Linked DNA regions of Homo sapiens: region 2 is linked to region 1. A link is a loop called in an ENCODE intact Hi-C map of the cell type or tissue named here. Cell type or tissue: body of pancreas. All regions are shown on one strand. Links, peaks and the distances in the headings refer to the core of each region. The heading gives the core; the rest is flanking DNA.

Region 1 (12,145 bases), core at 2,204-10,203:
TGGTGACCTTCAGATGGGGTTTTCGTGTGGACATCTTTTTTGTTGATGTTGATGCTATTCCTTTCTGTTTGTTCGTTTTGCTTGTAATGTCAGGCCCCTCTGCTACAGGTCTGCTGGAGTTTGCGGGAGGTCCACTCCGGACCCCGTTTGCCTAGGTATCACGAGTGGAGGCTGCAGAACAGCAAAGATTGCTGCCTGTTCCTTCCTCTGGAAGCTTCTTCCCAGAGGGGCACCCACCAGATGTCAGCCAGAGCTCTCCTGTATGAGGTGTCTGTCAACCCCTGCTGGGAGGTGTCTCCCAGTCAGGAGGCACAGGGTCAGGGACCCACTTGAGGAGGCAGTCTGTCCCTTAGCAGAGCTTGAGCGCTGTGCTGGGAGATCCACTGCTCTCTTAAGAGCTGGCAGGCAGGAACACTTAAGTCTGCTGAAGCTGCACCCACAGCCACCCCTTCCCCCAGGTGCTCTGTCCCAGGGAGATGGGAGTTTTATCTATAAGCCACTGACTGGGGCTGCTGCCTTTCTTCCAGAGATGCCCTGCCCTGAGAGGAGGAATCTAGAGAGGCAGTCTGGCTACAGTGGCTTTGCAGAGCTGCAGTGAGCTCCGCCCAGTTGGAACTTCCAGGCGGCTTTGTTTACATTGTGAGGGGAAAGCCTACTCAAGCCTCAGTAATGACGGACGCCCCTCCCCCCACCAGCTCCAGCATCCCAGGTCGACTTCAGACTGCTGTGCTGGCAGCGAGAATTTCAAGCCAGTGGATCTTAGCCTGCTGGGTTCCGTGGGGTTGGGATCCACTGAGCTAGACCCCTTGGCTGCCTGGCTTCAGCCTTATTTCCACGGGAGTGAACGGTGAACGGTGAACAGTTCGGTTTTGCTGGCATTCCAGGTGCCACTGGGGTATGAAAAAAAAAAAAAAAAAAACTGCAGCTAGCTCAGTGTCTGCCCAAACGGCCACCCAGTTTTGTGCTTGAAACCCAGGGCCCGGTGATGTAGGCACCTAAGGGAATCTCCTGGTCTGTGGGTTGTGAAGACTGTGGGAAAAGCATAGTATCTGGGCTGAAGTGCAGCGTTCCTTACATCACAGTCCCTCATGGCTTCCCTTGGCTACGGGAGGGAGTTCCCGGACCCCTTGTGCTTCCCAGGTGAGGTGATACCCCATCCTGGTTCAGCTCGCCCTCCGTGGGCTGCACCCACTGTCTAACCAGTCTCAATGAGATGAGCCAGGTACCTCAGTTGGAAATGCAGAAATCACTCACTTTCTCCATTGATCTTGCTGGGAGCTGCAGACTGGAGCTGTTCCTATATGGCCATCTTGCCAGCCTCCCCATATATATCTTAACTTACCAGATTTGTACTTAGTTCAAATTTATACTCTATTTCAGACTTGTGCTCACTTAATTTTAGTAAGATATAGAAACGTTACTACTGTATAGCTGTATTCCGTCTTTCCCCCTTTTGTGCTATTGTCTATGCATCTATACATGTTACACCTTGAACTATACATTGTTATAATAATTATTCATATATATAATTTTTTTTCTTTGAGACAGGGTCTCACTCTGGTTGCCCAGGCTGGAGTGCAGTGGCCCAATCTCAGCTCACTGCAGCCTCAATCTCCTGGGCTCAGGTGATTCTCCCACCTCAGCCTCCCAAGTAGCTGGAATTACAGGCACACACCACCATGCCCGGCTATTATAATTTTTTGTACTTTTAGTAGAGACAGGGTTTCTCTATGTTGCCCAGGCTGGTCTCAAACTCCTAGAATCAAGTGATCCTCCTGCCTTAGCCTCCAAGAGTGCTGGGATTACAGGCATGAGCCACCATGCCGGGCCTATTATCTTATATATTTTTATGTCTTCTAAAGTAGATAAGACAGTAGATTAGTGTGTATTTACAGAGTTAGCTATATTAACCATTTTGTGTACCATTTCTAGTTTTCATTTGTTCCTGTGAATTTCATTTACTATTTGGTATACTTCCTCACTCCAATACATCTCTAATCCCATGTAGCTCCTTTGTGCCATTATTTTTACCTATATTAGATTTCTATGTATTATAGGCCCAGCAATACAGTCATATACATATTGTTTTATACAGCTGCTTTTAAAATCAGTTAAGAAAATGAAGGAGAAGAAATATGCACATATGTGTCTTTTATAATTACTGATGCTGTTCATTTTGTCATAGGGATTCCACTTGGTCTGGGGTCATTTGCTTTTAGCCTAAAAATCTGTCTTTTGGGTTTCTTATCAGGCAGGTCTGTTAGCAACAAATTCTCTCAGTTTTTGTATGGGAATGTATTTCATCTTCATTTTTGAAAGATAGTTTTCCTGGATGTAAGATTGGTTGACAGTTTTTCTCTTTCAGCGCTTTGAATATACCACTTCACTGTCTCTGATCTCTTTTGTTTCTGATGAAAATTCAGCAGTTAATCTTTCTGGCAATGAGTGATTTTTGAAAGCTGGGTATATTGCTGGGGGCTGAAGGCCACCATATTTACTGAGTGTGGTATTTCACTTATGGGCTTCTGAAGAGCAACTCATACTTCTTTAGTGTCCCAGAGCTGCACTGGCTTTGGTGACAGTTTCCTTTGTTTGAGGGGATTTCTAAGGCATTATTTGCATAAAGTCCAACAAAAACATTTCAGATGCTTTTGGCAAAGATAAAATGCAAAAAAGAAAGCCTCGTGATAGTCTAGAAAGATCAAGGACCTTGTAGTGAGAAAGACCTGAGTTTGACTCTCAAATAATAGATCATGAAATCATTTTAGTAAATTTCCCCCAGTCTTTGTTTCAGTGTAGTCAGCCCTCCACATCTGTAGATTCAACCAACCATGAATTGAAAATATTCAAAAACGAAAATGTTGCATCTCTACTGAACTTGTACAGACTTTTTTCTTGTCATTATTGCCCAAGCAATACAGTATAACATCTGTTTACATAGCATTGACATTGTATTAGGTATTATAAGTAATCATATATAGGAAGATGTGCATAGATTATAAACAAATACTGTACCATTTTATATCAGGGACTTGAGCATCTGTGGATTTTGGTATTTGAGGGAGGTCCTGGAACCAGTCCTCCATGAATACCAAGGAATGACTGTGTATGTATAGATGTATGTGTGGATGTGTGCATGGACGAATGGGTGGGTGGATGGACAAATGGGTGGGTGGATGGATGACTGTTGGCAGGCAGAAAAATAGAATATACCAGGTTCCCATATAAAGATTTATTTGTTGCTATGAGTCATGGTCCAGAATGTTTGAAAGTTGCTGTTCCAGTCCATTTATTGGGTTGGAAGAGGGCCTGCTCTGGGATTTTTCCAGTACTGGAAGGGCCTCTGCTTGCCCTTGGGTATATCCTAAGCACTTTTCCCTCCTGCCTTGTTAGTCTCTTAACTCTGTTTTACTTTTTAGCAGAAAGAAAATGTGCCCAACTCACTGCTGTTCCTTCAAAATTGTTGCACCTAGCCACCACCTCATACAAACTCTCACAACAGCCATGACGACAGGAGTTACATGCAATTTCCTGTCTTTTTCAGTCCACCCTCAAATACCACTTATCAGAAAATGCTAACAATGACTTGGTGCTGAGAGAACTTTCAATTCACTTTTTTAGAGGATTCTGAGACTTTTCATTAATGATTCATTCATTCATTTCTGGAGAACATGACTTTGTATTCAGCAAAGTTTGGGCTAGTCAGTAATTTTAAGTGCAATAGAAGGGCAGGCAGGTGAAACTGTTTTTGCTACATTGCTAAACACATTTATGCTCGATATTCTCAGCAGATAAAATTATCCTGATTGAACAGGCCATTAAAGCTTGCTTTGCCAGAAAATAATTCAGTGGAGAGTTCTGTCACATTGCTAACAATGCATTTGGAATGAGTAATTCCTACAGCTGATAAAATATTTTTTATTAACCTTCAGGAGGCATTGAAATGATGAGTTTAGGCCTGAACAAGATTTCAAATTTTTGGAAATGCATCCAACCTTGTTTCAGAAATTTTGCTCCATCTTTGTAGAAATTCAAAAGCGTTCACTGACATTCCTTAGAAGCATTATCCAAAGCTCCCTTCTAGATCCTGGACTTGGTTTCCCCCCACCCACAAACTCTGCTGCTGCTCTATTCTTTCCCGTGCCCTAAGGCCTGCCCTACCTAACTCTTGTCCATGAAATGCAGACGCATTTTTACATGCAGAATTAGCCTGGCATAGTGGCTCACATCCATAACTCCAGCATCTTGGGAGGGTGAAGTGCGGAGGATTGCTTGACCCCAGGAGTTCGAGACCAGCCAGGGCAATGTAGTGTTAGTAATGGTGAATCCATAGGATCTACAGCAACCTCAGTTTTTGCTTCTCAGAGGAAAAAAAAATTGTCTGAGGGTCATCAGACAGAATGAGAGACCAAGGCAAGTTTTAGAGCAAGAGTGAAAGTTTATTAAAAACTTTTAGAGCAGGAACAAAAGGAAGTAAAGTACATTTGGAAGAGGGCCAAGTGAGTGACTTGAGAGATTCAAGTGCATGGTTTGACCTTTGTCTTGGGATTTCATATGTTGGCATGCATTCAGGGGGTTGTGTCTCGTCTCCCCTGATTCTTCTCTTGGAGTGGACTGTCCTCATGCCCAGTGGTCTGCCAGCATTTGGGAGGGGAGCATGTACAGTGTGTTTAGTGAAGTTGTACACATGCTCACTTGAGGCATTTCGCCTGTACCAGTCGAGTGTTCCTGGAGGAAGGTCATATACCAGTTAAACTCTGCCATTGTGCCTCTAAGTACACATGCTTGAGCCCACTCACCCAACTCCTGAGATCTTATGGGGAAGCTGCTGATCACCAGCTTCAGGTGTTTATCTGTTGGGAGACTGCCATTCCCTGGGGGCAGCTGTAAACAAATATTATTTTAGAGAGACAGTTTTACAACCGCCTGACCATCACCTGATGGTCGCTTGACAGTCCTGGTGTATGGGGTAGGGGAGGGCTCTCTCCTGTCCTGCTCATGTCTGACTAGCTACATGCTCTAACAATAGGAGACTCTGTCTCTACAAGAAATAAAATGATAAAAAACTTTAGCTGTTCATGGTGGTGCATGCCTGTGGTACCAGCTACTTGGGAGGCTGAGGATTGCTTGAGCTCAGGAGTTTCAAAACCAGCCTGGGCAACATGGTGAAACTCCATTTATACAAAATATACAAAAATTGGCCGGGTGTGGCGATGCACGTCTGTAGTCCCAGCTACTCGGGAGGCTGAGGCGTGAGTATTGCCTGAGCCCAGAAGGTTGAGGCTGCAGTGGGCTGTGATTGCACCACTGCACTCTACCCTTGGTGGCAGAGAACACCCTGTCTCAAGGGAGGGGGGGGAAAAAGCAGAGTTAATTAGGTTTGAAGAAGACAGCCAAAGAAAACAAAGCAGCACCTCACACAGGAATGACTCTGAAATTACCTGCTCTCTTGGTTCACCTGTTAGTGGCTTCCTCCACAAGGAGACAGTCAAGAAATCTATCTAAGAGGCTACATGGAAGCACTGTGGAGTCACAGAGCAGAGCATCTTCCCAATGTGTATAGCTCTGGGGATCTTCAGGGGTCAGAAGTGTCCAGGATTAAAACAAGATCCCTAGCATGTACAATTCGAAGGGGTAAACCTGGAAGAGAAGATGTCACGTTCTGGGTTTTGCCCAAATCCCAACATTTGCATCAGCTCCTGGGAGAGCATCAGGGCCTTTCTCCCATGATTACAATTCATGAGACCACAGTTTTGTATTATAGCTCACCTCTAGCAGGTAAGTTCTGTCTTCCTTCCCTCCATCCACCTGCCTAAATCTCTTAGTGGGAGAATAAATTGCTATGTATCGATTGTTTTGTTTCTCTTGACCCACACATTCTTGTCCGGCACTTGCTTTGCAAGGATACATTTGCGAGTAAGAGGGGAGGAAGTAACAAGTATTTTTATGCTTCATTTCAGGATGTGGCAGGGACATTTTTGATGGTTTCATTGCTTAATTTATTTGGAAACAGCATTAAACCAGCTTTTATTTATGAAAAAATTATATATGTTTGTGGGGGAGAGACTTTTACATGGATAAAGCTCACACCAGTTAATTAGTATTCATACTATGACTAGAAAAGTGAAATTTCTAGAAAATTTTAAAGCAAGAAGAAAAACTAAGGCATACAGAATTGCAGTTTGGTCTCTCTAGTTTCATTTTGTTTCAGTTCCTCATTTATATTGTTACCAGAGTAATCCTTCAGAAACACAAGCTTGATCCTATTACTCCTTCCTTAGAGTTGCTTCAGGGGGAAGCCCGCAGTGGGGTCAGGACGATAGACATGGATTTGGGTCCTCACCCAGCCACTTGCCCTGTGGATAATCTTGAGTCTGTTACTTAACTACTTCAGCCCTGCATTCGTCCTCTGTTGAGCAAGGATGATGACACCTCCCACCCGCACAGAGCCATCACATGGACCACATCGTGGCGTGTGTGTAAAGGGCCTGCAGCATTGGCACAGGGTGAGCATTCTAGGAAATGTAAGCTGCTGTGGTTCCAAGTCATTAATATGAAGTGTCTCTTCCTGGCCTGCAGGACACTGTCATGGCATCCATTATATGGTCCTTGCCTGGTATTTAATTTGATTTTTGTAACCTGTCTCTCCTTCTCTGTGTCCAGTTTGCTTTTGGCCCACAGTGCCCAGTATGTTGGAGGGAGCCAGAAAAGCCTGTGAAACTAGCACCAAACAGTTTTTCTTCTTTTAAGAGCTTGCGGCCAAAAATTTAACAGGAAGGGAGCTCAACTAAAAGATAGCTTGGGTATTTGGCTTTCCATTTCTCCCATTAGCACGAAAGAAAACAGAACCAGTGACTCTGAGGACATTCTCCAAAGTGAGAATGCTATTTCATGAGCTGCCACCTATAGTTCTTGCTGCCCACACTGAAAAAAAAAAAAACAAAAATCTGTGTGATTTGCCTTGAAATAAAATAGGAAACATGCAGCCTTTAAAGACTAGGATTTGACATAATACAGATCAAAATAAAATAAGTCATGAATCAGTAGGACTTTCACCCAGGGCTTTGAAGCCTTTATTTTTATGATTATTGCCACCGCAGAGCAGAGCCGGCTGCATAAACACCATTTAGAATAGCTGAAGGCTGGCATCGCATAAGAAAAATGGCAACCAGAGCGATTTCCCTGAGGGTCCATGAGTCCTAATTCTGTTTAATGTGACAATTCCTGAACAACTCTGGCTTCTTCACAGAAATATGCCTGGGAAGTTCTGGGAGCCTGGCTGCCTAGAGCCCGCCTGAGAGTGAACTAGTCTTCAGTGTTTACAGACAGAGTGACAATTCCTGAACAACTCTGGCTTCTTCACAGAAATGTGCCTGGGAAGTTCTGGGAGCCTGGCTGCCTAGAGCCCGCCTGAGAGTGAACTAGTCTTCAGTGTTTACAGACAGAGAAAATATATCCCTGGGGTTTAAAAAAATAAGTGGGTGTTCATGTAAGAGGGTAGGAATGGGGAGCTATTGTAAACTGCCAGCTTGGTCCTACTCATAACTCATTTTCTTTGGATTTGAGTACCTAAATAATTATTAATCCTTTCCCCCTTTGTGTTGGCTTTCTCTCTCTTCCATCTTCCTTTTCCTCGTCCCTACCCTTTCTGTTGCCATATCTGGCTTTTGATACCTCAGGGGTAAACATGCTCCTACTATTCAGTTTTCTTGTTGGGTGGTTTCTTGGGTTAGGAAACCATCTCTCTCCTGTGTCTGTCTAACACATTCTTTCAGCCTGTAAACTTGAAAACATCAAAGAGGAAGAAAATTCTAGAAAGGGAGAGCAGTGGTTGGGTAAATCAACATGGTTTGTTTGAGGAAACAAGTTATCATCAGCTTGCAAACCTGGGGCAGATCCCTTTTTTGCTTACAAGCTAATGTTGTAACAGGCATGGCTGGCATTTCCTGCCAAAGTTGGGGTTCAGCATTTCAGTAGGAAGTGCCAAGTGCAACTCCGCCTTCTCAGCCTTCCTTACTGGCATGCATCTCAGGCGATGTAAACCTTAGAATCTATGGAAGGGCATGTCTGGTGCAAATCATGGCGTGGCCATCCCTGTGTTTCCGCTCTCACTTGGGGTTTGCCACGCTCCCCTTTCCTAGACTCTCACAAAATAGCCACAAAATCCTCCAGAAATCAGTGCTATTTTCAGAACTGCTTCTACTTAGAATAATTCATTTCAATAATTACTCACAAATTTAGTGCCTAATTTGGAAAGAAGTATTTATCTTATTTGCCCTAAAACTGTCTTTTTTTGCACTTCAAAGAGCCAGTATTCCAAGAATTACTGGGCTGTGCATTCCTCTCCTAGGTGCTCAGTAACCATATGTGAAGAGACGTTTGAATCCTCGCAGTCTAGAGGCAGCCTCCCCAGGGCAGGGCACTGACCTCCTGTTTCTCCCCTGACCAAGAGCTCCACGACAGCGGTAGCCTAGAGCAGCATCCTTTCCTGCAAAATCCTCAGTGTTTGTTGAACGAAGGTGTGGTTCCTCTGTGTTACCCTCAACATCTAGCCCATCACTCAAGTCACTTTTAAAATTATTGATGTATAATTCACATAACATAAAATTAATGATCAACCATCTTAAAGTAAACAATTCAGCGGCATTTAGGAGAGTCATATCGTGTGCAACCATCACCTCTATCTAGTTCCAAGATATTTTTATCATCCAAAAAGGAAACCTCAAACCTACTAAACAGTCACTCCCCCTTCCCCTCTTGCCCAGCCCCTGGCACCTACCAATCTGGATTCTGTCCAAAGTAATATTTACCTACTCTGGATGTCTTGTGCAAATGGAGTCATACAATATGTAGCCTTTTGTGTCTGGCTTTTTTCGCTTAGTGTAATGTGTTCAAGGTTCATCCATGTATCAGTACTTCATTGCTTTTTCACGGCTGAGTAATACTTTCTTGCATGAATATACCACATTGTGTTTCTCCATTCATCTGCTGGTGGACATTTGGGTCATTTCCATCTTCGAGCTACTGGGAGTAGTGCTCCTGTGAACATTCATGTACAAGTATTTGTCTGAATACCATTCTCACTTCTTTGGTGCCAAGCACATTATCTCCTAATTATCTCTGGAGTCTGCCCACTGCCATCCTCCCAGTCAAGCTACTCACCTCTGTTACTGCAGTACTCAGCTGGCATTTTTGTGGCCACCCTGGCCCTTCTGCAACTTGTACTCTATACCATAGCCCCATGGACTTTTCAAAATTCAGATCCCCTCTTCACACCCTGCAGTGATCTTAGGATTGCTCAAGGGATAAGAAACACATTTCTTTCAGGGTATGGGGGCCCCTGCATGGCCAGGCCTCTGCAAGATCATCTCCCCACCCTGCCCCCTCCCTCCACATCTGTGCCACAGCCACACTGGCCTCTCTGTCCTGCAAACTCTCCATGCTCTGTCCCACCACAGGCCCTTTGCACATGCTGTCTGTGCTGCCTAGCATGCTCTCCCCTCCTCTTGGCCTAATTAACTCCTCTTATCCTTGAGTTCTGAGCTCAAGCATCACCTCTTTGGAGAAGCTTTCCCCAACTAAGTGAACACCAACACCAAGACCATCCTGGATGCACACAAGCTCCTGGAACCACTCCTCTGCAGCCCAGGCCCCAGCTGCAGTTTTACATGCAGGTGATTACTTGTAAGACTGTAAGCTCAGGTTGGGCAAAGGACCATGTCTATTTTACTCCCCATTATAGCTCCAGAATTGTCATGGACTAGCTGTTTGTATCCCCTGCCACCCACCAACTTGTTATGTTCAAGTCCTAATCCCCAGTATGATGGTGTTTGGAGGTAGAGTCCTTGGGAGGTAATTGGGTCATGAGGGGTACAGCCCTCATCAATGAGATTAGTACCCTTATGAGAAGAGACATGAGATAGATTATCTATTCTCTGCCATGCGAGGACACAGGAAGAAGGTGACCATCTGCAGACTGGGAAGTGAGCCCCCACCAGGAATGGAATCGCTGGAACCTTGGTCTTGGACCTCCAGCTTCCAGAACTGTGAGAAGTAAATATTTGTTTTTTGAGCCACCCAGTCTGTGGTATTCCTTGAAGCAGCCCTGAACTGACTAAGATAAGAACCTAGCCCAGGATGGCCCCCGTTTGGTGCTTGTTAAGTGTTTTGTTGTTGTTGTTTTTGAGACGGAGCCTTGCTCTGTCGCCCAGGCTGGAGTGCAGTGGTGTGATCTCGGCTCACTGCAACCTCTGCCTCGCAGGTTCAGGTGATTCTCTTGCCTCAGCCTCCCGAGTAGCTGGGATTATAGGCATCCACCACCGTGCCTGTAATCCCAGGCTAATTTTTGTATTTTTAGTGGAGACGGGGTTTCACCATCTTGTCCAGGCTGGTCTCGAACTCCTGACCTCATGATCCACCCACTTCGGCCTCCCAAAGTGCTGGGATTACAGGCATGAGCCACCTTACCCAGCTGCTTGCTAAATTTTTGTCGAATGATCAGATGAGTCCATTCTCCTCACCAGAGAATGTTACCAACCACAGCTTCCCGTCCCTCTATCCATGCCAGCAGTGCTTTATTTTGGGGGACTGTACCTCCCAGCATGCAATGCTGGCTCCTGGCCCCAACCGTGATTCTTGCCTCCTTCCTCCACTGGTGTATTTCAGAAATTGTGCTGCCAGGTGTGGAATGTCGAAGGGGGATCTGTCTCTCTGTAGTCTAGGCCTGAGGGAGCAGCCCAGTGTGTCTAACAACCAGGAGAGCACATACAGAGACTTGCTGGGTGCCAGGCCTGTGCTACCTGCTTTAGAAATAGCAAATACGTGAGGCGGGAATGATTCTTTGCCCCTTGTTACAGATGGTGAAACAGAGGCACAGAATACATGAGTCATTTGCCCAAAGTCAAAACTCTTGGTAAGTGGTAGATCCAAAGTTTGAATCCAGGCAGCCTTTCTCTAGAGTCTGCGTTCTTAACCTTACTATTAAATAATGAGTGAACTTAAGCATTCAGGACATGGAAGAATTCTTCTCATAGAAGAGAAATCTGAGTGATGGCAGTAGTGTTTCCTTCTGGAGTCTGCATGGGTTTGTTTAAAGCACTGGAGTGGGCAGTAGACATTCCCGCCAAGTTCTGGCTTGGCAATCCCATGGCCATTTTAAACACACAGATAACCAAACTACTCAGCTTATTTAGGACTTCACGCGCTCCTCAAGGTCCTAACAAATACAGGTTGATGTCAAGACAAATTCTCTAAAGAACCACTTTATTATAAATAAAGCTAGAGGGAAAAAATTAAGGTGAGGACTATTTGTCTTCAGATGAAAAAAACTAAGCTATTTATGAAGACTCTTGTCTTGTGTCAGTCAGCGATTTAAAAAGGAAAGAGTCAAGCCAGGTGTGGTGGTTCACAACTGGTCCCAGCTACTTAGGAGGCTGAGGCGGGAGGATTGCTTGAGCTGAGGAGTTGGAGTCTAGCCTGGGCAACATAGCAAGACCCTGTCTCTGAAAAACTAAAGAGTCATGTCCTTTCTGATCATATGTTTTGAGGGGTTAATGTCTTTGGTCATTCATACTCCAGGCCCCTGTGCTGCCATCTGTTTATCACAGGCAGGTATATTAAAACAAAGCAGGCTGGGTGCGGTGGCTCACGCCCGGAATCCCAGTACTTCAGGAGGCCCATGCGGAAGGATCGCCTGAACCCAGGAGTTTAAGAGCAGCCTGGGCAACATAGAGAGATCCCATCTCTATTCTAATTTAAAATTTTAAAAAATAAAGCAAAACCCAGCAACAAAACCTTCTGATTTACTTTTGGAAACAAAGATATTGCCATTTGAAATTCTTAGGATTCTTTTCTAAACATATAGATAAAAATCATTTCGAACATGAGAGGGCATAGTGGGTGAAGTTTTATTGCTACCTTGCTAGGTGATTTTAGGATGTTTCATAGTGATTAGAAATGAACCTCAAAAAGGCAGAAAGTTCCTCCAGCCAATGAAAGCTTCGCCACCAAGGAGATGGCACACTGAACAACAGCAGGTTAGATGGCCCAGGAAGGACTTGATTTTAGAAGAGCTTATGATAACATGGCACAGTATAAGTGGGAAAAGCAGAATGTGTGTGTGCATATGTGTGTGTATGTGTGTGTA
Region 2 (12,145 bases), core at 989-8,988, 100 kb before region 1:
ACCTGGAGTTGGTTTTCAGCCCTAAAATTGTAGCCCAAAATGTGTGTAACCTTTTCTGTGCCATAGCCAGAAAAAAGCAAGCTGACGTGTGTGTGTGAAAATTGGCCGGATTTTCCCCATTTAAACCAAAGAAAAGAGTCCAGTAGGATAGGCCGTTACCACAGAGCGTTTATGTTATTCACAATACTGCTCTCTGTAGGAATTTCTGTTAGCCTCGTCATAAACAAAAACAATATTATTTTGGCAGTAACTCCTGCTGTTAGTAAAATAGCAAACTGTATAATGTAATCAGGTGTGGGAAAGAAAGAAATATTTGTGATGGTCCCTTCCAGGTCATAAGAGCTGTGATCCTGGACTTGAGGCGTTTTGCCCTGCCACCCACCAGGGGTGCAGTGTTTGTGGCTACTCGTTGATTTCCTTTGCACTGAGTTGTTGGTGAGGCTGGCGGCGGGGGGGCAGCAGTTTGGTGACACGAAGTGAACTCTCAGCGGGAAATCACAGTGCATGATGGCAGATCACCAGGAAAATTAGTGAGGAGAAAAGCAGGTCACAACGTTTCCTTGGCACTGACCCAGTGGCATGCTCTCATCACTGAGAGAGGGACTCCACACTGGGTCAGGGAACTGGACTGGGGAGCCCTTGAATGCTCTCCCTGCACTGCTGTGTCCTCTCTTTTGCAGCCTAACTCACTCCTTCTGCAAAGTCTTCTTGTGCACAGGTGAGAGCTGTACTCGGCACCGGGAGATATTTATAAAGAATGGCTTGATAATTGTTCTCTTTATCCATAGCAGCATGGGCGTGTGAATGGGAAATGAGGAGGGGAGAGGCAGGAAAGACAAAGCTGCTTAATTCCTATTATGCTTTCTAGTGGCTCAATTTGGGAGGGGGGTGATGGATTAGGATCAAAAGTTGGTCCAGTGGGACTGACCAACCAGGCAGCCCCTGCCTATTTATTATGTCAGTGGTTTCTAAAGTGTGGTCCCCCCTGGGGACCAGCAACATCAGCTACTGACTCAGAAACTTTGTTTCTGTGTTTTAACACACCCTCCAGGTGGTTCTGATGCACACTAAAGTTTGAGAACCATTGTACTAGGTGTTAGGCAATCAGCTGTCCCTCTGTCTCTTGGAAGCCCCTTCCTCTGGCAGGGTTAGTGAATTCATGCAGAACTTTCCAGGTCTAGTCGGCCCTCCATACCTGTGGGTTCCACATCCATGGATTCAACCAACTGTAGATGGAAAATATTCAGGAAAAAAAAAAGTTGTGTCTATACTGAACATGTCGAGTTTTTTCTTGTCATTCCCTAAACAATCCAGTATGGTAACTATTTACATAACATTTACATTGTATTAGGCATTCTAAGTAATCTAAAGATGAATTAAAATATACTGGAGGATGTGCATAGGTTATATGTAAATAATATGCCATTTTATATCAGGGACTTGAGCATCATGGATTTTGGTATCACAGGGGCTCCTGGAATCAATCTCTGCAGATACCAAGGTACAACTGTCATTTTTATTTTCCCCTTTGATTGTTTTGATCATCCTTATAATTATTCAACCTTGTGATATTCTTTCTGACCAAGCGTTGAGGAGCTTATTCATCTTCTAGGACCTATGAATGTGAAGGGTAGAGAATAGGAGAGTGAGCAAAGACGGCTGGCCTCAGCGCTGGCTCCACCCTGCAGCCCACTGAGCAGGAGACCTCACGACTCTTGTCCAGTGTGAAGGTTGTCCTGTTTTTTTCTTCTTTGGGTTTCCTAGAGAGATGATGATTTGCTGAAGACATTGAACTACTGTCGTCAGGCAAGAGTACAGGAAAAGTTTACCCAAACCCACCAGGGTGTAGAAGGGATCACCTGTAAGTGACTGGGAAGGTGACCCGCACCGTCACATTCTCACTCTTGGCCAAATGTGTTGGAGGTTGATGGTTCTCTTTGCCTGGTCACAATGGATTCAGTATTCCAGACACTCCTAGCACATTGTTAATGTTTAGTAAACATGAACTAATGGACTCAGGGCCTGATCCCCTTCAGAGTAGGGTGAGTGCTTTGTCTGTATGACTGTCCTAGGGTATCAAAAGCTGTCACAGAGTAGATCTCGTGTCCTCAATGATAGCAGCACCCATTCTCCAAGAGCTGTGTGTTCGTCCTGATTCACAGAAATCTCTCCCCTTCCAATTGTTCCCGTATTAGTAAGAGGAAATACATTTAGTATGAGCAAGAATGGGTGCAGGTGATTTCTGGGTGGCTCTTATTTACATCCATGTGTACCTGTAATAAAAGAGTTTCCTAACTTTTGGGTATGCCTTCGTGCTTTCTAACAGCTTTCCCATTTACTTGATTTTCCTAGTAAGTCTGGGATGTAGGTAACACTGACTTTTATTAATGATTCTTCATCTCTGGGTAAGGAAACTAAAATCAAGTAAGTTAGATGACATGACTCTATCAGGCAGCTCCTTAGTGACTCAGCTGGGACTGCGACCCAGACCTTCTCACTTTAGACCTATGCCCTTTGCAAGCATGCTGTGTTTTGTAAGCACGACACCTTTAACCTGCCTCTTGGTTAGACACCCATCCTCTCCCTCATCAGGCGCACTTGCTAAATTGTGAGCCAGTCACAGTGTCTTAAATTAAATCCATTGTAAAGGGATTTTAAAGATACCCTTAGGCAGTTCCTTTGCAAAGGGAATAGCTGGCTGTGAATTTGCTTTAGTAGGTGTGTTTTCTTAGGCTGAAGGGTAGCTGTATGGGATGGGAGTTAGAGTCTTCTCTTTAACCTTCTTACAGCATGTGTGAGCTATAAGAAACTGTTTTGCAAGTGAGGCGTGAGGTAGGACAGCATTATTTGATAATCATACAGTCACCAGGAGCCTTCAGGGATGCCATGCTGGTAGCACAGAACTGACAGGTTTCATTAGATTATTTTGCCAAATCTCAGTCTTAGGCAATACTCTTCCTTGTTCGGTATTTATGGAACAAGATTAAAGGGGAATGTTCCTGCTAAATATGCTTGCAAAATTTGGAGGTAGTCCACATCTGGAATGAAAATTGGTTAATATTTCATTTTTACTTATTTATTTTTTGCTGGGAAGTCATTCTGTTTTGAGAGTCTCTTTGGTTATTGAAAGTATAAACCCTAAGGGAGCTGAAAGATAATCTCCAAAAGAAATAAGAAGATTTAACATCCCACTTGCTCATTTTCCCTGTGGCCTACATAAGAAGAGAACTTGAGTGTCAAAGTCTTTAGCCCTGTAATGGCTTAAATCAATTTTTTTGCCACATGTCTGTGATATCAAAGCACAAGGTGGATTAATGCCTAGCAACAAGCACTGATAGTGAAAAAAGATTTTACTTTATTAGACTTGATTAGTAGGATCAATATAAACATATCCCATCTTGTCATTTGATTCATTCATTGAAAAATATGTATTGAATGTCTGCTGTGTGCATATATAAGCTAATTTCAGGGATCAGCTTCGCCCTGTTACTTACCAAACTTAAGTCAATGTAGATTAGTTTGTGTGGCCCAGCCTCAAAACAGTCTAGTAAACCTAGAGTTTTGGGGCAGGTCAAAAGGAGTGATTGATACATGGTTGTATTTTTCTCATATGAACAATAGGCTCACCCTGGGAGGTTGAAGGGTGGGTGGATGCAGCCAGACGTAACATCTGGGGACAGAATGCCCATCAATCCTCTTAAAGTAGAAATTGTGAAATCCATTTTGACACTTTTGGAAACTGAGGCTCTGAGAGGTTAAATAGCATCTGTGTGGCCTTCAGAAATGTAGATATTGGAGTCAGGATTTGAAGTTTGTCTACTTTCAAAGCGGAGGGATTAGGCCAGATTAGGCGTGTCTTTTCCCAAACTCCATGCCCTTCTGCTGCCTCTGACTCCCAGCCCACCCACATTTCCTCCCTGCCTTTGGCTGGCCAGGTATCAGGGTCTTGGGGAAAAGGAGGGCTTCCCTACAACCCTGAGATTGTGTCAGGCCTCTGGGGGCCTCTGTTTTTTCCCGTTTTTGTTCCTCTAAAGGATGGGGCTTGAGGCCAGAGGTAGAGCCAATCCAAAAGGCGTCAGGGCTCCTCCACCCAGCCCCTCAAGTGTGAGTCTGTGACCTTGGGCCTGACTCCAAGATCAAGTTCCAGTTTTCTGAGCCAAGGAACTCTAAGGTGTTTCTAAATAGAAAGATGGTCGGTAGTAAGAGTGTTGTGGATTTGTAAGAGAAGACAGTGTGAATGCAGGGAACTTCCAATGTAGGCAGAACTTAGGGTTTATCTCACTAAAGGGAAAGGTGTGACTTTTGTTTTACAAGGAAGCTGGGCCCATTTTGGGTCTGATTCCAAGGTTCTTTGGGAGTTTGATGGTGTTGATTTTCCCAGGGGCTATCCATTCCTTTCTTACTCACTCATTCACCCATCCATCCATTCATTCATTCAGTTAGCAGATCTGTTTGGAGCTCTCACTAGGTACCAGGTTCTGTATCAGGCTCTGGTAATAAAGTGGAGAACAAGACAAAGTCCCTGCACTCATGGAACTTCTGTTCTAGGAGGAAAGACAAACAGGTCAACACACACATCAATCATTACAGATAGTGGTGCATGCTGAGGGTGATGGAGGTGAGGTGAAGAGAAGCCTATTTAGATGGGGGTCAAAGAATGCCTCAGCTGAAAGCTGATGGATGAGAAGAAGCCAGGCACGGAAGAAGCCAGGGAAAAGAATGCTCCATGGAGGAATTGGCAAGTGCAGAGGCCCTGAGAGTGCTGGCTCCAGACAGAAGGCCAGAGTTCTAGAGTGGCGGGTGGGTGGGGCCGCAGAGCAAGGCCAGGCCAGATCAGGTGGGGCCTTCAAGACTTCTTGTAACAGCAGGAGGAGGCCACAGAAGGTTAGAAGCAGAGGCTGAAGAAATGACCTCTTACCAGATAGTCTGACTGCTGGGAGGTGGTGGGGGGCGGGGCGTGCATGGAGAGGGTCCTGGGAGTTGAGTGAAGAAGCTGTTGCAGGATTCAAGCTAAAGGCAATGATCTCTGGGGAGATGGGGAAGTGGGCAGAGATGAGAAGCCTTTTAGAGGTAAAAACTGGCAAGACTTGCCTATATTGTGGATAGTGTGAGATTCAGCAGGTAGCTTGTTTGAAATGCTCTGAGGTTTCTATGAGATAGGTGCAGAGGCATATATAATAAGAAATCCTGGGGCTGACACACATGCCTCTGTATTATTTTAACATGATGCAAGGTGTTCACCTTACCCTTCCCCTCAGCCACAGCTGTGTCCTGGGTGTGGGGTCTTACTTAGGTCCATAGCAGATGGAGTATGAGGCCATGGTCTGCCCTCAGCAGATGGGGCATCTGACAAGGCCACATATTCTCTTCAGCATCAATGACAAATGGACCCAGGGCTTGCTCTGGGGACTTTAGGTGACTATTTCTATCAGGAGAGGTTCGCATACATTCAGTTCAACATTGAGCAGCTACTTTGTGCTTACTACCTGATGAGGTCAGAGGCATGGGCGCAGGAAGACCCCACTTTGTGGTCGGGGGCTCACCGTCTCAAGGACATACACATTCAGCAGGTATTTCCAGGATGATGTGTGGGATGAGGGAGGATGTGAAGCTTGCTAAGAGACCTGAGAGCACAGGGACTTGGTCGCTGTCTGCTTGGCTCTGCAGGTATGTGAGACCTCAGCATTCGGTCAGGGATGAAGGGAAAGGACCAAGTCAGGTGGATGGGTGGTTGGAGTCTGAGAGGAAGGAGTGTAGTGGCATAGTGACAATTGAGGCTGAAAGTCAGCATCCACCCTCCCCCATGCACACACACGGCTGAGGAGGGGGAGGTCCGGGCCCTCCACTGAGGCTTATGATCCAAAATACTCAGACAGGAACATGGCAGCCTCCCACACAAGGCTCCTCACAGTGAGAGAATCCGGTATACAAATGCCAAGCTTATAAGCAGGAAGGTGTGTGTCATTTTAATTTCAAAATGACCTTCCCCAGCCTGGGAAACATAGCAAGACCCTATTGCTACAGAAACTTTAAAAATTAGCTGAGTGGGGTAGTGCGTGCCTGTAGTCCCAGCTACTCAGAAGGCCCAGAAATTCAAGGTTGTGGTGAACTGTGATCATGCCATTGTTCTCCAGCCTCAGTGACAGAGTGAGACCCTGTCTCTCTCAAAAAAAAAAAAAAAAAAATTACTCTACCTTACAAAGGATTTTATCCCAGAATTCCCTAATAACAATCAGTGTCAGTAACAAATAAAATGATAGATTTTACTGAAATTCTATTTGCTCATCATGGACATCCTGGTTTGTGTGTGGTAATTTATACCTGGGTAGAATTTCACACTGATGACTTCTCATATCATAACATCCAGGAAATGCCACAAAAATGTCCTGCTCTACCTGACAGGCTGTTAGTCCTCATCAAATATTTAGGAATCTTAGCAGCTTCCTCACCCTCCTTCTCATGAGTGTTGTACACATGCCAAAGTTCTTATGTAATGTCTTGATTGACAGCAGCCAAATTGCTGAACTCAAGTGGCTGGGAACCCTGGAGAGGTGTGCTCAGAGTAAACATTTCATTATAAAGGGAAGTGTGGAATCCTTCTTGCAGACTCTTGAATAAAGAAAGCCTGGGTTGGCTGGGCACGGTGGCTCACACCTGTAATCCCAACTTTGGGAGGCCAAGGTGGGTGGATCACTTGAGCCCAGGAGTTCGAGACTAGCCTGGGCAACATGGTGAAATCCCATCTCTACAAAAAATACAAAAATTACCCAAGGTTGGTGGTGCACACCCATAGTCCCAGCTACTCAGGAGGCTGATGTGGGAGGTTAGCTTGAGCCTGGGAAGTGGAGGTTGCAGTGAGCTGAGATTGTGCCACTGCACTCCAGCCTGAGCACAGAGCGAGACCCTGTCTTAAAAAAAAAGAAAAGAAAGAAAAAAAGAAAAACCTGGATTTTCTTTACTGACTACAATTCCCCAACTAATATTGATTTGTTGTTTGTTTCCAACGAGCCCTTGTTTCCTGTGAATTCTATTTTGGTTCAGCCGTTACCTGATTAAGCTGTTAAGCTGGGCCTTAAATTGTTTTACCTAGAGGCTGCTGTATACTCCTGAAATGCAGTGCTTAAGCGACAGTACGTTGTTCCCATTGCCACATTTAAGGTTGCACATGCTTTGGATGTTCTACGGATCTGAAGTCTTGTTTGCTCACCCCAAAACTGGAGAATAAAACTAGTACTTTGTCTTTTTCAGCTTATGCTAAAAGTGGGAGGTCTCAGGTGGGTTGTTGTTTTTTAAAAAATATCTATCCAATATCCTGTTTAAAAAAAACACTTCTCTAGAGTATATTTTCTGTTAAGCAAATTCAGTCTAATTTTTTTTTTAGCAGTTTATGTTTCTTGAATGGGAAAAAGCCAATATTTGGGTGACATTAGGCCTTGGTCTTAACTGCCAGTGGTCTCAGGGCTCCTTCCTTCCTTTCTTGGTGGGCAGCCTCTGTGGCTTCAGATTATTGTGTTGTTTTATGGGTAGGTTTTTTTTTTTCCTTTTCAAAGTGATTCCCAATCTTTTAAAGTTTTAATTTGAGGACTCATTTCAGATAGCAAAATACTTCATGTCCCTCTACTCTCCCTTACTCGATGGTGTACTTTTAGTGTCCACTTGGTGGTAGAGGTTGTGCTAGAACAAAAACAATGATAATTAACACTGACAGTTGCTGTGGCTGAGGGCCATAGCTAAGTTACAGATACAGAAGAGATGGCTCAGCGAAGCTGAGAAATTTTACTGCTTTCAGAGGGTGGAACTTGGTTTATAATCCAAAGTCTTTGCAGTTAGACTCCAAAGTTTGATGATAAAAAGCTCTTCTGTTCAGGCTGGGCGCGGTGGCTCATGCCTGTAATCCCAGCACTTTGGGAGGCCGAGGCGGGCGGATCATGAGGTCAGGAGATCGAGACCATCTTGGCTAACACAGTGAAACCCTGTCTCTACTAAAAATAAAAAAATTAGCCAGGCGTGGTGGCGGGCACCTGTAGTCCCAGCTACTCGGAAGGCTGAGGCAGGAGAATGGTGTGGACCTGGGAGGTGGAGCTTGCAGTGAGCCGAGATCATGCCACTGCACCCCAGCCTGGGGGACAGAGCAAGACTCCATCTCAGGAAGAAAAAAAAAAAAAAAAAAGCTATTCTGTTCAGTAATGCTTCTCAGAGTAGTTGTATTTCATTCATCACCCAGACTGCATTCTAGGCTAGATGCTTTCTTAACCAGCTTGGCTTGGGTTCCCTAGGTTATGATTTTTCGTAAGTATACTGATATATAATGATATCATCATGTGTCTACGAACATATGTATTTGTCTTAGTGTTTGTCTTTTCAAAGTGGAGCAAGGATATTTGCAAAGCAAACTGATTGCAGGATACTATATTTTTTATGACTTTTCTGTCTTTTATAATTGTCTTAACCACACTTATTTTGACAGCAATTTCTTAAACAACTTGCTTTTTAAGAAGCTTTTCAAGTATCCATCTTCGTTTTCTTAGAAACAACTTATCTTTCTGCTCATGCTTCTATTTCACCAGTTGACAACCACATTTTAGGAGATCATGGTAATATGTGCAACTGACATAAACAGTTTAAGGACAGGCACAGTTGACTCTCTGGTAAGCACATGATGCCCTACTCACAGCTGATCAAGCCAAGTGTACTCATTGCACCATGGGCATCCATCAACTTGTTTTACAAAGGGAATGGGGACACTTTGGTAGGTCCCTTGAGTGGAGGTTGGTTAGGATAACATCTATTATGTTTTTTAAAAAGGTTACTGTTGTACCCATGTTGTTTATTTAAGCTAAATTCAGTGTTTGTTCTACATGTTTATTGTAGACCCCAACAGGTAACTGCAGGTGGTTACTGACCTACCATTCTTTCCTCTAGGAGATTGACTGAAAAAGTCAATCTCTGGAGAAGACAGTCAAGCACTGAGTAATATTTTGGTCAATGATAGATGGTGTATATGTTCCCAGAAGATTATAATGGAACTGGAAAATTCCTGTTGCCTGGTGACATCTTCATGATCCTGATCCCATGTAAGCCTAGGATAATGTGTGTGTGTCTTAGTTTTTAACAAAAAAGTTTAAGAAGTAAGAAAGAAATATATTTAACAGTAGCAAAAACTTATAAAGGATATAAAGAAAGAAAATGTTTTTATACAGTTGTACTATGAGTTTTAAGCTATGTTATTACAAAAGTCAAAAGATTAAAAAATTTAAAAGTTTATAAAGTCAAAATGTTACAGTAAGCTAAGGGTAATTTATTAGTGAAGAAAGAAAAAACTTTTAATTTAGTGTAGCCTAAGTGCACAGTGTTTATTAAATCTACAGTAGTGTACAGTCATGTCCTGGACCTTCACATTCTTTCACCACTCACCCACTCACTCAGAGCAACGTCCAGTCCTGCAAGATCCATTCATGGCAAGTGCCCTACACAGTTGTACCATATTTTAGATTGTATACTGTATTTGTACTGTACTTCTTCTATGTTTAAATACCATAGTGTTGCAATTGTCTACAGTCTTCAGTACAATAACATACCATGTAGGTTTATAGCCTAGGAGTAGGCTCTAGCATCTAGGTCTGTGAAAGTCCACTCTGTGAAGTTTGCACAATGATGAAATCGCCTAATGATCCATTTCCTTTTTTTTTTTTTTTTTTTTTTTTTTTTGACAGAGCCTTGCTCTGTCACCCAGGCTGGAGTGCAATGGAGCAATCTCAGCTCACTGCAACCTCTGCCTCCCGGGTTCAAGCGATTCTCCTTCCTCAGCCTCCTGAGTAGCTGGGATTACAGGCACCTGCCACCACGCCCCAGCTAATTTATTTATTTATTTATTTATTTATTTATTTTTAGTAGAGACAGGGTTTCCATGTTGACCAGGATGGTCTCGATCTCTTGACCTCGTGATCTGCCTGCCTCGGCTTCCCAAAGTGCTGGGATTACAGGCGTGAGCCACCATGCCCGGCCCTAATGATCCATTTCTTAGAACATACTCCCATTGTTAAACGGTACATGATTGTATTTATGAAGTCAAGAATTTGACTCATAAATTGATAGTTTGACTCAAATTGATACATTGTCCAATTTCCCCTAAAAAAGTCTCCTGCAACTTTTAGAAATAAAAACAATGAAGTCCTAGTGAGCTTTTATTTTGATTTAATACCTGTGCTAGTCAGCATTTTCTTCAGCAATGCAGATGAACTGCTCGGAGAACCGATGAATACTGTAAACGGAGAGGGATTCAGGCAGGGGGATGGGACTAGATGGCTTATAAATACCTTTCCAAGTTCATGACTCCACACTGTCTTTTAAAAATGGGCTGAATTGAATTTTAAAGTCTGATTCTTAAAATATTAAATACATGTCCACACAAGTGAAACTGCACAAGAAACTGTGGTATTACAGTATACCTTTGCTGAACTCAGTTTAACGCCAGGCAAGACTGTTTGGAGTTGATTTGTAATTGTTTGTGTTATGTTAGTTTGGATGTCTCCTGAATTTGTAACAAAAAATGCAAGTAGTTGTTAGATATTGTTAGAATTTCAGCTTAGAAAAGGAGTTGCTTCTATCTTTTAAACTTTGAGATAAATTTTATTAAAAGCATTTGAAATTACAAAATGGATGTTTAAGATATTACCATTTGCAACCACTTAATTGTGAAAATCAGGAGGCCAGGAGAAGTGGCTCATGCCTGTAATCCCAGCACTTTGGGAGGTCTAGGTGGAAGGATCACTTGAGCTTGGGAGTTTGAGACTAGCCCTGGCGACATAGCGAGACCCCTTCTCTACAAACAAACAAACAAACAAAAAAACAGGCTTTCTTGTCATTGGTCAACCTAGGCAAGATAAACTGGATGAAGTATGAGAAATGAGACTGTGAGATCACCCATAACCCCTAATTTCAAATACAATATTTGCATTCATTCAAACTGCTGTGGTATTTTGATTGATTAATTCTGTTAGTTAAGATTATATATTTAAATATATAAATTTCTTTCAAATCACAAAAGTCCCTTCCAATCCTGAGGCTTTTTCCGCAGAGAGGGAAAATGATCACTGTTACTACCAAATACCCTTGAATACTGAGAAGGAAGAGTGGCTGTTCCTATAGATAAGATGTGTTTGGTTTTTAGGGCTGCCATAATGAAGTCCCACAGACTGGGGGGCTTCAACCACAGAAATGATTGTCTCACAGTTCTGGAGGCTGGGAGTTTGAGATCAAGACATTGGCCAGCTTGGTTTTTTCTCAGTCCCCTTTCCCTGGTTTGCAGATGACTGTCCTTTCCCTGCGTCTTCACATGGTCTTTCCTCTGTACCCAAAATCTCTTCTTATGAGGTCACCAGTCATATCAGATTAGAGCTTACCCTGATGGCCTTCTTTTACCTTAATCAACTCTTTAAAGGCCCTATCTCCAAATACAGTCACATTCTGAAGTACTGGGGATTAGGGCTTCAACACAGGAATTTGGGGGGACACAATTTAGCCCCTGACAAGATCATTTAAGAAAAATTACCCAGGGGTTTCCTTCTGGGCAGTTTGTGAGCAACTTGCTCCTCTGAGTTTTTTCTGGAGGGATGACGATTTCAAAGTACTTGTTTCACAGTTTAAATGCTAGAGAAAGCTGCATTTGAGTTCCTGGAGTGACACACTGCTCTGCCAAGGGGAATGGCTTTCTTGTCGGGCCATAGTAGATAGGGTCCAGCTCTTAGGGCCTGGACCCTTGCACTTCTCTCCTTCAGATTTGCTAGTCTGAGTTTTCCTCTGAAATGAGAGCAGTGACCTGGAGCCTTCTACACTGCCACCCCCACGCAGCAGCCTCCAGTTTGCCAAGTTCTTTGCTTGCCCTTGGCTACAGGTAATGTTGATGCATAAGTTTGCCAAACCCTGGGCACTGGGCACCAATTTCAGGTAGAGATTTAGTGCCATTTAGAACATAGTGCCCTTTATTATTATTATTATTATTAGAGACAGAGTCTCTCTCTGTGGCCCAGGCTGAAGTGCAGTGGCGCCATCTCAGCTCAGTGCAACCTGTGCCTCCCTGGTTCAAGCGATTCTCCTGCCTCAGCCTGCCGAGTAGCTGGGATACAGGCACGCGCCACCACGCCTG

Evidence for each region. A loop is a pair of places that touch in the nucleus more often than their neighbours do. Peaks named below come from ENCODE experiments on the same cell type or tissue, not always from the same donor. Only the 100,000 strongest peaks of a DNase experiment are listed, where the experiment ranks them.
Region 2: a loop joins it to region 1, with 1.9 times the contacts of the local background. A loop is called at or near these places in 6 of 110 quality-filtered maps.

Annotation. Positions count from the first base shown.
Region 1 is chr7:36,257,986-36,270,130 of GRCh38, forward strand. The region is part of intron 3 of EEPD1 (endonuclease/exonuclease/phosphatase family domain containing 1); the gene reads left to right. Among named protein-coding and RNA genes, the nearest start is that of MATCAP2, 100 kb to the right of the region's middle. RefSeq lists enhancers at 1-636, 637-1,443. In body of pancreas, for the core only: no CTCF peak of the experiment used is centred there; no DNase peak of the experiment used is centred there; H3K27ac peaks cover 4,201 bases.
Region 2 is chr7:36,155,732-36,167,876 of GRCh38, forward strand. All of the region lies in intron 2 of EEPD1 (endonuclease/exonuclease/phosphatase family domain containing 1), which reads left to right. Among named protein-coding and RNA genes, the nearest start is that of EEPD1, 8.6 kb to the left of the region's middle. RefSeq lists an enhancer at 2,357-2,877. In body of pancreas, for the core only: no CTCF peak of the experiment used is centred there; DNase peaks (open chromatin) are centred at 4,110 and 4,790; H3K27ac peaks cover 997 bases.